Regions from separate parts of the Homo sapiens genome. Here region 2 is linked to region 1. A link is an interaction called in ENCODE POLR2A ChIA-PET data of the cell type or tissue named here. Cell type or tissue: MCF 10A. All regions are shown on one strand.

Evidence for each region. Peaks named below come from ENCODE experiments on the same cell type or tissue, not always from the same donor. Only the 100,000 strongest peaks of a DNase experiment are listed, where the experiment ranks them.
Region 2: POLR2A ChIA-PET joins it to region 1 with 8 read pairs; 4 of 35 experiments call an interaction of 5 or more read pairs at or near these places.

The regions. Positions count from the first base shown.
Region 1 is chr3:171,284,168-171,289,167 of GRCh38, forward strand. The region is part of intron 2 of TNIK (TRAF2 and NCK interacting kinase); the gene reads right to left. Among named protein-coding and RNA genes, the nearest start is that of TNIK, 170 kb to the right of the region's middle. RefSeq lists an enhancer at 1,179-1,238. In MCF 10A, no CTCF peak of the experiment used is centred here; DNase peaks (open chromatin) are centred at 344, 754 and 2,894.
Region 2 is chr3:171,336,769-171,341,768 of GRCh38, forward strand. All of the region lies in intron 2 of TNIK (TRAF2 and NCK interacting kinase), which reads right to left. Among named protein-coding and RNA genes, the nearest start is that of TNIK, 120 kb to the right of the region's middle. In MCF 10A, no CTCF peak of the experiment used is centred here; a DNase peak (open chromatin) is centred at 2,993.

The DNA.
Region 1 (5,000 bases):
TTAAGATTCTGATGCACACTAAAATTTGAGAACCATTGAGCATTCTAGAGCAACACAATTTCATGAAAAAATAGCTTTGGAAACAGCATCTGGATATTAGGCAAAAATATGTGCCTGAATAGAAGAAACACACTCCGTTCATAGTAGGGTTCTATTCCCCAATTTTTTAATTTAGTAGTTCTTTGTGAAAAATGTCCTCTCACATGCAGCATTTTAAAATGAGAAATCTGGGGCCTTCTCAACCAACTTCACACCCGCTTTCCAGGGCAGCTCAAAACAAATTACTGATAAATCAACATGGGGCACTCTGAATCATCAGTCCGTCTTTAGAACTCCCCACATGGTCAGCTGAGGCATTCCATTGAGAATGCATCATGTCTTGACTTCTCTCTCTGGCCAATCCTGCCGTCATTGCATTTCTTAATAAACCTCCTGCATGCTAAAAAAAAAATAAAAAATAAAATCAAATGAGCAATTTATTGCAAATAGCCAGTCCCAAAGAAATCCTTTTGCCTTTGTTGTTTCCCTCAAAATTGCACATTATTTAAGGGGCCTGTCTTTTACACATTTTTATTAGCACCTAGAGCAATACAAATCCTCCACAAACTCTAGCAAATATGTATTAATACAGTAATAAGTAATTCTAAGAGCAAGCACTCAAATTAGTAAGGTCTGGTTTCCTGTAGATTACTAAAGCAGGGAAGGAGTAAGGGGGAGAACTCAGAGAAAGCGTGCGCTGACTAAAAGACAGAAAGGAAGCAGAAAATTTATTCTGAGCAGATGCCAAGACTTTGCCACATGCTTACAGTAAGAGAAATGGAGAGCAGAGAAAATTATTTTTAAAACCTTCTTTCCTTGAGAACTAAGTTATCATAGCCCTGCTTTAAGATATTAGGTAAATACTTTTTCAATGCAAGACATAGGTGGACCCAGAATATTAGCAAGAAATGTGCCTTAAATTATTTAAAGGATACAGACTATTTATTTTCCATGGACAGGAATCATCTGTCTTCATTCATAAAATTCAAGCTGATAATTTTTTGATAAAACTGTTTTCTTTATAAATTGTTAATAAATAAATAAATTGTTGATAATGTATCATTTCTACCCAAGACTGGAACAAACACATCAGCCACTTAAATTCCTCAGCAATACTTAGGCTGCTGAATTTGTTATCAGTGGTAATATATGTTAGCTTGCCTGACTTTAACTGCATCTCCTCAAAGAAAAACGTAGATGAGAAAGTAAAAGTGTAGAGGTGGTGTGGTAGAGTGGAAACTGATGAGCTTTTCCGAAGTAGAGCTGGATCCTAATGCCAGCAGCTATATTGTTATGACTAAGTTAATTGACACTCAGGACTGTTTTCTCACCTATACAGTGAAGGCTGTGGCACAGTTTAAATGTGTTCATGTGTGTACAGTGCCTGTAAGATGATAAACACCAAATCAGTATTATTATTATTAAGAGGCACCCATTTTCATTTTAAATCAATTTATTAGATGTTAATAAAATTAACCCCTATTCCTCCATTCTGCCTTCCATTATTTGGCAGATAAGAAAGCTCTGGCCCAATTGTTCTCAACTCTGGCTGTATATTACAATCACTTGAAAGTTCTTGTGTGTTTTTTTAACTGCCATCTCGCCACAGAACAACTGGATCAGTGTCTGGGGCAGGCCCCAGGCCTTGGTGATTCTGATGTAGTCGGAGAGTTGAGAAATACTATTCCAAATGGATTCTTTACCAAAATCACTTCGGGGCAAATTGGCTATTCTGGAATTTGATCATTTGATGGTTTGGCCTGCTCATCCTGAAGGATCAGGAGGATACAGCCTTATCCTATCTTAGCATTCTTGGGAGATGTCTAGTACACCCTATGGCAAAATAAATACTATTCCATATTTCCTGGTTAGCCTTTGCTGGGGAGAGAGGGGAGAGGGGTATATGTCTGATGATGAGCCATTGAAGGAGAACATCTGAATTAACTAAAGATGGTGGAAGAGACAAAAGATTAGGTTAGCTATTATACTTTAAAAACTTCTCCTTCTCCTCCTTCTTCATCCACCACTGTAACAGATATCTGAGGAGTCCCTACTATAGTACTTAGAAAACTAACTGAAAATAGGACAATTCATGAATGCCCTGACTCGTTACATGGAAATTCAATAGGGAAGGATCTATTCAGGTATCTCTGGAAGAAGAAGGTCTTCCCATACTTCTCCACAATTTAAGTCATTTTTCATAGTCTAAGAATATAAGAGTATATATTGTACAGCCTGGGCAACATGGTGAAACGCCATCTCTACTAAAAATACAAAAATTAGCTGGGTGTGTTGATGCACACCTGTAATCTCAGCTACTGGGGAAGCTGAGGCACAAGAATCACTTGAACCCAGGATGCAGAGGTTGCAGTGAACTGAGATTATGCCCCTGCACTCCAGCTTGGGCAACAGAGCAAGACTCTGTCTCAAGAAAACAAACAAACAAGAAGTAGACATTGTAAATTGAAACATAAAACTTTAGAGGCAGAAATGTCACCTTGGAGAGCAAACAGATATTTAATATTTGTTCTCAATCAACATTACCTGATACCAGTTACCAGCCAGGGTTATGCAAGGTACTTCTATTTACACAATCTCATTTATGACACAATGTTGTAGTTTGAAGAGCTCTGTGTGCTGTTATAGTCAGGGAGTCCTCTTGTAATGATCAATTGCTACAGCAATTTAAACCTTCTTTAACTTAGGTTTATGATGCTAGAATTTTACTTTTTGTATTCATATCTGTTTTTATGGCGTACTGTTGGTAAGATGGTTTATATGATGCCAAGTCTTTGGTCAGAAAAGATGCTGCTTTCACAATGTTGTTCTCATAGAAAAACATAAATCACTTTGTGGTATTGTTTCCAAGAACATGCTAAGGCAAGTAGGGGTTTTCCCTACAGTCCTCAGGGCAAGTTCAAGATTATTCTGGGTATTATATGCTGCTGCAAATATTTCTTCCCATAGGCCAACTGAAAAACTCAAAACAAAACAAAAACAGAAACAACAAAAAAAACCCTCAAAATTGAACAAAAATTCTCATTTTCATTGTTAAGAAAATTTTCAACTATTAGTTATGTTGTCAAGTCCTATTTTTATCATTGATTCTTTTCAAATTCAATATATCTAAAATGTGGACTCAGATGTATCTAATCAACTATTTTTGCAGCTTTTCCTTTGCTTTTAATGCAAACTCTAGAATAAGAACATTTAAGAAGGTCACCCCAGCTGTGCACAACCTGAATCCAACAGGATTCCAACAGGATACTTGGCTTTAACTTAGAATGTTGGCTTTAACTTGGAGTAATGGCATGGAAGTCTCCTAACAATTTCCACTATGTGTTATGAATAATCTAGAACTTTACTGGAGATTTTACTCTATTTTACAGTGATATGGCTTTAAAAGACTATAAGTTTTGATTCCAAACAAATCTAGTGCAATAGCAGGTCAACTAAGGTCTTGAATTTCATTTAGTATTTTATTCGAGATCAGTATTTACAGTACTGACAAAACTATTTAAGATCATCAAAGTCAGTGAACTCCTTCCTTTACATTTATTTGATATATAAAGGGCCAAATTGTTCAAATGATGCTTGAAGTGAATGGTAGAACCAGGCTAGTCATTTCAAAACAGGATGCTGCTATAAAGACACATGCACACGTATGTTTATTGCGGCATTATTCACAATAGCAAAGACTTGGAACCAACCCAAATGTCCAACAATGATAGTCTGGATCAAGAAAATGTGGCACATATACGCCATGGAATACTATGCAGCCATAAAAAATGATGAGTTCATGTCCTTTGTAGGGACATGGATGAAATTGGAAACCATCATTCTCAGTAAACTATTGCAAGAACAAAAAACCAAACACCACATATTCTCACTCATAGGTGGGAATTGAACAATGAGATCACATGGACACAGGAAGGGGAATATCACACTCTGGGGACTGTGGTGGGGAGGGGGGAGGGGGGAGGGATAGCATTGGGAGATATACCTAATGCTAGATGACGAGTTAGTGGGTGCAGCGCACCAGCATGGCACATGTATACATATGTAACTAACCTGCACAATGTGCACATGTACCCTAAAACTTAAAGTATAATTTAAAAAAAAAAAAAAAGAAAATATTTGGGTGGAATGATCAGTTGAACAATCAATTAAAAGTCTGACCCACAGAAACGAACTTTCCAGATGATCCCAGATTTCCAAGGAATACATTGGTGTTGTACTATCCACCATAAGGGCTGGTGGCATGAGGAACATTCAGGAGCCACGGACAACAAATTATGCTGCTTCAAGAAGTCAATGGCTGGCCGAGTGCGGTGGCTCACGCCTGTAATCCCAGCATTTTGGGAGGCTGGGGAGGGCAGATCACAAGGTCAGGAGATCAAGACCATCCTGGCTAACATGGTAAAACCCCGTCTCTACTAAAAATACAAAAAATTAGCCTGGTGTGGTGGTGTGTGCCTGTAGTCCCAGCTACTTGAGAGGCTGAGGCAGGAGAATTACTTGAACGTGGGAGGTGGAGGTTGCAGTGAGCTGAGATTGCACCACTGCACTCCAGCGTGGATGACAGAGCAAGACTCCATCTCAAAAAAAAAAAAAAAAGTCAATGGCTGGCAGATTTGAAGCACTAACAATATTTGGCAGTGTTTCTTGAAATAAACATTTATCTATTTGGAGAAGTAGAATGAAATGAAATCTTTTTGAAAAAAAACATTTAAAAAATTAAATTTGAATTTGACTCATAGGGATTGATCACAATTGAAGAATTTGACCTGCAGGGACGAATTGTTCAACTGATCCAATAATTTAAATTATAATGTATATGTTCTCATTCTAAGCACACTTCCGAGAGCAGCAGAAGCAGTTCAAGAGGCATAAGGGAAGCTTCACAAATAGCTCATTAGCTCAAGAAGTAGATGAAGTGGGGGTAAGAATGAAAAAATGGT
Region 2 (5,000 bases), 53 kb after region 1:
CAGTTCCAATTGTGATACCAAATAAATATCATGTTTAAGGTCAGCAAAGTGAGGTAGAAGTAGGGTTACTGCTCTAATGCAGTGCTCTAAAGTAAGACCTCAACTTTCCTTTTTGTTCATTTTAACAGCACAGCCCTTTGGCAGGGAGCTTCATGCTCCCTGGAATCCTAGTGGGGATGAGAAACACAAGAGCTCCTTTCCCTGTGGAAGCCTCTGGATTCTGACACAGCTTCACCTCTTCCCCACAGCCTCACCTCTCTAAGCCAGTTTCATGACTATAAAATGAGGATAATGAAGTACCTACTGCCCACCCCAGAGCACTTTGTGCCAACCAAACATGAAAGAGAACGTAAAAGTGTGCTGTGCACTAACAGGACTCCAGGAGATCAGCATTATCACAGCTCAAAGGCAAGCCTGGCCACCAGGCATCCATGGCAATCTCATGCCAGGCAGGAAGTTCCTATGAAGAAAAACAAAGACACGAATACCCCTTAGCTGGAAGGAGAGAAGGTAAGAGCCTCCAAGTGAGAATGGAGTGATAGTCTGTGCTTCCTGGACAGAGGAAGTCGCAAGAGGAACGGAAAGCAGGTTTTGAACAGGGAGAAAGCAAAAGACCTCAGATAAGCAAAGATGAGGAAGGGACATGAGGTCCAAACGTTGAATAAAGAAACAGTAATACTGGGCACTGTGGGACGCCTTTGCATGTAAATACGGTTTAAGCCTGGGCATCCTATTTGGGCGGATATAGTTACAATGCCATATTTCATTCTTGAGGTTGGTCAGCAAGACTTTCCATGAAACTTCTGCTCCCTTATTCCCACTTACTGTTCCTTATCCATAACGATAGATGTGTATTACATATACTTCTTACCTGCTGACTGGATCTTCTGTGATCACACCTTTCCTAATAGAATATTTATCCAGGCCTGAGTTCCATAGTCAAAGAAGGTAGAAGATAATCTGCTTAAATGAAGTGCCTGGCCATTTCATTCACTTCTAGAAATATTTTCTCAAGATTACCATGCAAGCAACAGATTTTCAGGAGGCAGAAAAGATTTCTAGACTTTGCCCAGAGGGAGAACTACAAATGCCCTCAGGATAAATAGTGCTCCAATGAGCAGAAGCCCAAACAAAATAGGAAACTGATAGAGAACCCTAGCTCTAGATCTTTTTGTCTTATACCATCCTAGCATAAGCAGAAGGGAGAGAAGCTGTTCTAACCACGATTGAAGAATGAAGCTATTTAGCAGCTTAATCGAAACTACGTACCTTTGAATCTCTTAATTTTACCAGGCTCTTCTACGTGGACCTATATTTCGGTAATTATAATGGTAATGTGGATTGCGGGAAGATATCTTCCTCTTATGGCTCCCCACTCCAAGTCTTTGATTTCCAATCAACCAACAATTTTTTTAAGATTATTTATGTTAATCCTTCCACTCTTCATTGCCTCATTTCTAAACTGGAGAAGCCCTCATTTCAGTAACAACAACAACAAAAGTGACATGTATAGGGGTGTGTGTATATATGAAATCCCACCATCCTTATGAAAGTAATTTTTCCCAGTTTTCTAGGTTCATGACGTTAAGAAAGCTGAACCTCACCAGAGAATGTGTAATATGTTAATATCCCCCAAAAGCCAAACATTAAACATTACTTTTATTAGCTAAAATTTATTGAATGCTTACTATGTGTGCCAAGAAATGTGCTTAACTCTTTTTTATTATTTTTTCTGTTGGAGACAATGTCTCGCTCTATTGCCCAGGCTGGAGTACAGTGGCATGATCTCAGCTCACTGCAACCTCTGCTTCCTAGGTTCAAGTGATTCTCGTGCCTCAGCCTCCCAAGTCACTGGGACTACAGGCATGTACCACCATGCTCAGCTAAGTTGTTTTTTTTTTTTTTTTTGTATTTTTAGTAGAGACAGGATTTCATCATGTTGCCCAAGGGTCTCAAACTCCTGACCCCAGGGAATTCACTTGCCTTGGCCTCCCAAAGTGCCGGGATTACAGGTATCAACCACCATGCCCGGCCCTAAGTGTGCTTATCTCTTTATAGGAATTGCCTAACTACCGTACAGTGCAGAAGGTACTATTATTAGCCCAATTTACAGGTGAGGAAACTGAAGACAGAGAATGGAAGAGCTAACGTTTGAATCTAGGACTGTCTGACTCTGCCCAAGCTCATAATGACTATGCTACATCAATTAGTATTATTTTCTGTCTCCCATGCCTTCCCCATGATGTTCGTCTTTCTTTTCTCCTAAATTCATGCATCCCTTTAACAAACCTTTATTAACAACCTAATATAATACATGCTAGTCAGAGGGCTAAATACACATTTCTGTTTTCTCCATTTCACTCATTGGCACTAAGTTACCTCCCATCTCCTACAACCAGGTGTAAAAATTCAGGTGTCAGCCCTGAACCTGCCATGTGTGGGCTGAGGCAAATCTTCACTGTTTGGACTAATATGGCCTTAGGCCAGAAAGATGCACTTGTAGGCTCTACTCTGAGACTTGATAAGTCATCCTTGCCATGAGTGTGGCTCTAGCCATGTGTCCACTCTGATATTCAGCTCAGTTCATTAGAGAAGCCAGTGCTGATCACTGGCCTCTGCCTTGTTCCCTTTACCTGAGTCTATCTTGAATATACTCAATATCCAGTTCCTCTAGAACCAGAATGCCACTTCGCTTTTGTCAGTCCCCATCCATGGAAGCTTTTCGTCATTAGAATATGCATTCCATGAAGGCAGAGATCTGCGTCTGTTTGTGGAAGTATCCCAAGCTCCCAGCACAGTGCTGGTACACAGTAGCCCCTCAATGCTTGTGGGTTGAACAGACCGAGGTCCTTCAGCTGAATCCCAGGCTGGCTGATGGCCAGGCTGCTTCTCACTAGACTTCCTCCCTCTTTTCTCAGTCTTAAGACATCTAAGCAGACTTCTTGGGAAACTCCACAAGCTCTCTGGATGTCCTGATGCCAAGTGCTACCAGAATCCGGTCTGTTGCTGTAATTTTCAGATTGTGTGCCTTGGCTGCCAGACGAGGCCTTCTGGCAGCACCTGCAAGGTGTGTTTGTTGGCATACACCAGCTCATGGGCCGGTTTCCAGCCCCTCCCAGTCTGCCTCTGCCTTATTAGGCTGTGTTAATTGGTTTGAGCCTAGTTATATCTAGAAATAGTGTCCATATAATTATATACACAAATTATGAAAAATTCATAGAGATTTATGTTCAAAGATATAACAGCAAGAAATTGGAATGCATGATAAAACTGTCATGTAAAGGACAGTAGATACATACAATCTACTTCGATTCTACCATTAAAATATTATAAAGAATATTTGATGACATGAAAAAAATGCTAATATTTTTAAAGTTACAATACTTTACATGAAGTATGATCCTAACCATGGGAAAATGTATTTTTAACAAAAAGGCCAGCAATAGTCTCTAGGCAGTTGGACTATGAGTGATTAAGGATTTTCATTTTCATTTTTCTACATATTTCTACATTTCCACAATAAGCATTCATTACTTTTGTAATGTAAATAAAATGAGTGTAGTATTGTAAACCAGTTCTAAAGCAGATATGACAATCCCTTGACAATACTTAGCCCAAACATCTCAGCCATTGAGATCTGAATTACTAACCTGTGATTATCAGTAAACCGAATACATAAACAGGATGAGTGCAGTTTGAATTTTAATTTACTCCCATTTCAAGTTAGTGAACAAATCTACAGACTGAAGTAGGGTACTGCCTGATCCCATGGCACACAACTCAAGTCTTCTGAAGTGCCCTGCATCGTGCCTTGTTGATTATACTTACTCGTGGACTTTACTCCTTTCTCCCACAAGGCTACCTATCAGCTAGCTTTCTAAGGATATTCTTTTAGTGCCTAACACAGAACTCTGTGTTTAACTGGTGTACCACAAATGCCTATGGAGCAAGTTAATTTTTGAAGTGTACCGAATTGATTTCAAAGCAGTCAGCTTCTTCCAAAGTTGTCCTGGAAAACAGAAAAACAAGAAAACAGGCAGTCCAATTGAAACAATCTCTCAAACTCTTCTGTGGTCCAAAAGTCACTCCTCTGTCTGTTTCAACACAATGACCTGAGGACTCTTGGTATTTGGGAGGGAAAAAAAAAAAGCCTACAAATTTGGAAATAAGTAAGCTGTTCTCCTCCAAGAACAAAATTCTGAAAGGATGGAAGAAGAGAGCTATTGGAGAGGTAGCTAGGGGTTACTGATTTTAATATTCATTGGAAAATATATAACAGACTACAAAACCATGAGCTTATGGCTATTAATGCAGTTGTAAATGGGACAAAAAGAGTCAATTTAAATAAATCTATTTTGTTAGTATAGTACAAGTACCTGTATCAAATCCACTACAATGTACACTTAAGAATCACATATTTTGGGCCGGGCACAGTGACTCATGCCTATAATCCCAGCACTTTGGGAGGCCGAGGCAGGTGGATCACTTTAGGTCAGGAGTTCGAGACCAGACTGGCTAACATGGTGAAACCCCTTCTCTACTAAAAATACAAAAATTAGCCAGGTCTGGTGGCACAGGCTGTAATCGTAGCTATTTGGGAGGCTGAGGCAGGAGAATCGCTTGAACCCAGGAGGCAGAGGTTGTAGTGAGCCAAGATTGCACCACTGCACTCCAGCCTGGCCGACAGAGCGAGACTCTGTCTCAAAAAAAAAAAAAAAAAAAAAAAAAAAAAAAAAAAAAAAAAAAAAAAAGCCATATATTTTGCTGTATGTAAATTTCATCTCAGCTTTTTGTTTTTTGTTTTTTAAGTAAGAGAATAATAGTACAAGTGCTGTGCAGATGTGGCAGAAAGCCCAAGGCATTATGCGGAAACAAAAGCCCAAAAAATAACGTGATCATTTTACAAACATTCACTAAACACATACCCTGTATCAGGCACTGGTCTACGCAGTGGTAGTAGCCTAGTCTTTATCCTTATGGCAGTTACAGTCTAATAGGAG